Linked DNA regions of Homo sapiens: region 2 is linked to region 1. Evidence: chromatin loops called from intact Hi-C (ENCODE). Cell type or tissue: ascending aorta. All regions are shown on one strand.

What was found. A loop is a pair of places that touch in the nucleus more often than their neighbours do. Peaks named below come from ENCODE experiments on the same cell type or tissue, not always from the same donor. Only the 100,000 strongest peaks of a DNase experiment are listed, where the experiment ranks them.
Region 2: a loop joins it to region 1, with 4 times the contacts of the local background. A loop is called at or near these places in 61 of 110 quality-filtered maps.

What each region holds. Positions count from the first base shown.
Region 1 is chr4:38,318,745-38,321,244 of GRCh38, forward strand. No RefSeq gene overlaps it. Among named protein-coding and RNA genes, the nearest start is that of LINC02513, 47 kb to the right of the region's middle. RefSeq lists an enhancer at 1-186. In ascending aorta, a CTCF peak has its summit at 1,253 (motif pointing right); DNase peaks (open chromatin) are centred at 247 and 1,257; H3K4me3 peaks cover 1,171 bases; H3K27ac peaks cover 2,194 bases.
Region 2 is chr4:38,189,636-38,192,135 of GRCh38, forward strand. No RefSeq gene overlaps it. Among named protein-coding and RNA genes, the nearest start is that of LINC02513, 180 kb to the right of the region's middle. RefSeq lists an enhancer at 1-91. In ascending aorta, no CTCF peak of the experiment used is centred here; a DNase peak (open chromatin) is centred at 1,396; H3K27ac peaks cover 2,500 bases.

The DNA of each region.
Region 1 (2,500 bases):
ATGTTTCCCTTTCGTTTTGCGTTTTTTTTCCCCTTTCCTTCAAAAAAAAAAAAAAAATCTAGGATTTTGTCTCCTCTAAGGAGAAATTAGGAAGGAAAATCTGACATAATCTCCAGAGCTGTAAAACTTCTTTGTATGCCGTCACTTGAGTGCTTTTTCTTACATTCCCTTAAGTAGCCAACCTACCATGTGGCGAGTTTGTGAAGCCAGGAAGGGAGGCAGTAACCCGAGAGGCGCTGCAGGGCGGCTCCCCACGGCGAGGGAGGGCAGGCGGAGCCCCAGCTCCTCCCAGCCGGCTGAGCGCTCGGCCCCTCCTATGGCCGCAGGGGAAAAGGAGGAGAGACCTACATTTAAAAAGGCAGGAACCTACCAACTGCAGAGTGAGAATTCCCATTCGTGAGGTCAAATCGAGGTCAAGAATTTCCTAACCATCTCTGAAAACCCCCTATTTAGGGGGTCAAGTCGGGCTGGCAACGCCCCAAATCATTAACTAAATCTAACTTGATCTTCAAAAACACAGCCTAGGACTGTTTTTCTTTCTTTCTTCTGCCTGAATGTTTCTCAGTGGCATTTCTGTTACTTCCTGTTTGTGACCGGGCTTTCCTTGCCCTACTTCCTTTTTTAGGGGTTTAGGTTGCCTCGACGGCCATTTCCACTTAGATAGATGGAAAAGGGGTGTGTGTGCGTTGGATTGGAAGGGAAACAGCTCACATTTATTTTTATGTTGTAAAAGTCTTTTCTCATGCATTCACATTCTTTCATTTACGTTCTACAGCAACACTATGAGACCAACAATATGATTATGCCCAAATTACAGTTAAAGAAACTCAGGCTCAAAAAGATTAAATAAGATGTCCAAGTTCACGCATCACATAAAGGCGCAAAACCTGGATCTGCGTTCCAAGGGTCTGAAATCCAAAGGGGCTTGGGGATTTCACGAGGTCTGAATCTAAAACTGAAGTTCTTTTCATTTATTGAACCCTTAAGGGAGACCTAACTTTAACTTATTTGGCAAAACTTTATTCAGGGAAGACTTTTATTCAATCTTTATTACAGAGTTTATTCTTCAAATGTAAAGAAAAGACTTAGCTTAGTGCCTTCCCCAGAGCAGTGGGAGAATTATGAAAGATGTACTATTGCTTTTTTTTTTTTTTTTTGGCAACCTCTCTGCTCTGCTGGCTTTCACCCTGGCCATCCCAGGACCGAGCTGGGGCGTTCAAGCTTGCCTCGGAGCCAGGCCTGCACTTCCAGCGTCAGGCAGTAGGGGGAGCAAGTGTGCAAGAGGAGGAAAGCGGCTCCAATTGGGCAGGAAACGTTTGAGACCATGTGTCCTTACCCGGCTCCGGTTGAAAATTTAATTTTTTTGGCTGCCTGAATGCTTAGGACCCATGGCTCCAGGCTTCTCTGCAAAAATTTATGCTTACTGATTTGTAGGGTGGGAAAAACCAGCCTCAGGGAGTTGTAGAAAAAGATTACATGTGTCCCCTGGATCAGAGGAAGTAAAAACCTCCACACGGTTGCTGGGGAAGGATCCAGGCCTCCTGGCCTCTGCCCCTATGTGAGGGGGAGAGGACGCAGAGGCCCGCACTATGGGCCGTCCTGGGTCCAAGCATCCCAGGACCTCCACCTGAAACCTGCCAGAGAAGACAGGATTTTGTACAGTCCCTAGCGAAAGAATTGGAATGTATACAGCAAAATGGGGAGAAACGTTTGTGTTTTTTCATTGTATCCCTGGCTTCTGGAACAGCGCAGGTGGCGGCCTGGCTTCTGGTACTCACATTGACAGAGCCTGTTAACTTAGGCTGCGCTTTGACAAGCTCCTTGAAGTCAGGTGGAAAAGAAACAAATGTCCTAAGCTTGAGCCTGTACTAGGTCTAGAATAACTTTAGAGTGCTGGCAGGTCACCTCTGCTCTGGGATGTAGCTTTCTCCCATTTCTTTCTCCATTACAACTTTAGTTTCTTAACCTGGGAAAGAAAAGTTTCAAAACTGCAGCAGTGGAGAACCCCGAGGGCTGGCTGGCAATAGTGTCATTCAAAGGAAAACAGAGAAGAACCAAAAGCTGATGTTTGCCTGCACTTTGGATTTGGATATAGAAGACAACTGATATTCTTTTTTTGATGGTGGTTATGTACAGAAAACGTTGGTCTTGGTTCCAAATACACATGAGATTTGTATTCTAATGCACCTGTTCCTGTGATTTTTTTTGTTTGTTTGTTTAAAATGGTGACTTCCTAGGGTATTTTTCTAGACCAGTAGAAAAGACGTTAACCAAAGCTTCCTGTAAAACTACCATTTAGGCATCTCTGCTTTCATTCTGCTCTGGGGTAAAAACTCCCTTCACTCTGAATAAGTTAGAGAAGTATTCAGAGTAGCTGAGATGGAAATGGATAAGATGTGGACCCACTAAGAGAGATGGCAATAATCTTTGGATCGCCACCCCTCACGGGATTTCCCCTAATATAAGATGATACCTGTGTATCATTGGTATATATCATCAT
Region 2 (2,500 bases), 130 kb before region 1:
TCACTGAGCCTGGCTCTCCAACCCCTTTTAGAGGCTTTTTAGTTCTCAGGCTGCAGTGTAAACTGACTTTCTCTGACCCCAGGGATGAGTCAGGCAAATGTGAAGCCAAGGGGTCAACATGGAGCTGCTTCTTCCGTGGAGTATCAATTTTATTTGACAATGTACATTTGGAAAGTCAAGTAAACTTACTGACTAGAAATGCACAACCTTATTTTAATATCATAATACATGAGAATATTGTAAACCATGATGCATAACTTGCATAATTAAAAATGAAAATCAATTATTTTTATTTTTACTTTTAGATACAGGTTCTTGTTCCATCACCCAGGCTGAAGTGCAGTGGTGGAATCCATAGCTCACTGCAGCTGCAAACTCGTGGCCTCAAGCAATCCTCTTGCCTTGGGCTCCCAAAGTGCTGGGATTATAATCATGAGCCAACACACCTGGCCAGTCTAAGACATTTTATGCTTGCACTGGATGTTTCAGAACAGGCATCCCCATTCCCCATTTATCTTGTATTAAGAGTTGTTTGTTAAAAAAGCTTGAGACCCACTGGAACTAGTAGGTTCAACCTATTTCTCTGTGATCTAAATGAATTCGCATAGGATTTTTCTCTGCTGGGGATGTTCTTCCCTCACTTGGTTACCTGATGAACTCCCATTTGCCCCTCAAAGCCCGCCTTAGATTTCTAGCATACCTTTCTTCTCCTGTCAGTGAGAGGTTATCACCACCTACTCTGTACTGTGCTTAGTACATATCTGCGTTTATGCTTATTCCGCATTGGTGTAATTTATTTGTTTATGTGTCTATTTCATCTATAAGACTAGATACTCTTTGAGGGCAGGAATTACATTTCATACATTGTTCTTCCTCATCTTAGCACCAGGCCTGGCATAGAGCAGATCTCAACAAGAGTTAGTTGATTAAAAGCCATGTTTTTCTTTACTTCTTAAAGAATAACTGAAAAATCCCAAACGCTCCAAATTGCTGCTAGTTGAAATTCAAAAGGAGATCGTTTTGGTGCTTTTTTCTGAGTCAGCTGTGTGACTCTGAGTATGCCCAGAAAACACAGGAGTTGCCCTGGCAGGGGGGTTGGTTATAGAGGGGTTGTCACTAGATCCTGGCCCCTTGGGGAAAGGGAGAGAGGAGGACATTGAAGAAGGGACAGTCCAGCAGCTGGCCCAGCTGTGGGGCCTGTGGTCTCCCCTCCTCTGCCCCCTCCCGTGCTCTTTGGATAGCCTTGTACTTACAGCCACTTGGACAAGCCTTAGCATTGTTTGCCTCTAGTGTAGGGTCAGAGGCCTTGTAGGAATGGCATGATTCTGCTTCCTTAAATAGTGACTTGGGAATGAAATGAGTAACCATGTCTTTAATTAGCCATACCCCAGAGGCCCGTAGGGGGTTGGTAAATGGTGGGCTTCCAGCCAAGATCAGCACTATGTGGCTGGTATTCGGTCCAGGGAGGCTTAGGGGGATGTTTTATTGGCCTCTCTCCCTCCAGTTGTCCTGTCAGCCCCTGATCCATGCTGTCGCCCTTTCAGCACGATGGGCTTCTCAAGACTGACAGAGGAAAGAAGGGAGGAGAGAGGCTAACCCAGTCTGCACATCTGTTAGGTTGGTGCAAACGTTAATTGTGGTTTTTGCCATTACTCGATTTTGCATTTACTTTTACATCAACCTTATATAATATCATGGGCCAGCCTCTGTGCCCAACACTGAGAAGGGCAAAATCAAAGGACTTTAGAGAAGGACTAAAATGTAACCCAACAAAAACATATAGTCCCAGAGCAGTCAAAGAAAGAGGGAGTGAAAGATATTTCAGAAAAACTTAAGTTCTTTGCTCTTTCTCCTTCTCCTTCTTCTTCTTCTTTTTTTGACAGAGTATTGCTCTGTCACCAGGCTGCTGGAGTGCAGTGGCGCAATCTCGGCTCACTGCAACCTCCGCCTCCTGGGTTCACGCCATTCTCCTGCCTCAGCCTCCCGAGCAGCTGGGACTACAGGTGCGCACCACTATGCCCCGCTTATTTTTTTGTGTATTTTAGTAGAGACAGGGTTTCACCATGTTGGCCAGAATGGTCTCGATCTCCTGACCTCATGATCCGCCCACCTTGGGCTCCTGAAGTGCTGGGATTACAGGCGTGAGCCACTGTGCCCAACCTTGTATTTTCAAACTCTGTAAATGGAATCTACACAGGCTACCCTTAATTCAGCCTCCTTCCATTTTCTATCCACTTCCTCACACCCTGAGTCTGCCCTGGCACTCTTTCCTCAAAACGCTGCAGAAAACTGCCCTGGCCTGTGCACTTTTCCCTTTACCCTTGTAGAGAGAAAAGAAATCTTTCTAGCCCGAGTCCACATGCCTTTCATCTCTACTAAATATCCTCCTTTCCTTCTGCCTCTTCATTTTTCTCTCCCTAACTTTTGATGCTATATTACAGAAAAGAATAATTCTGCAAGGGAAATCTTTATCCCCAGGGAGAGTGGCAAAAACCAATGG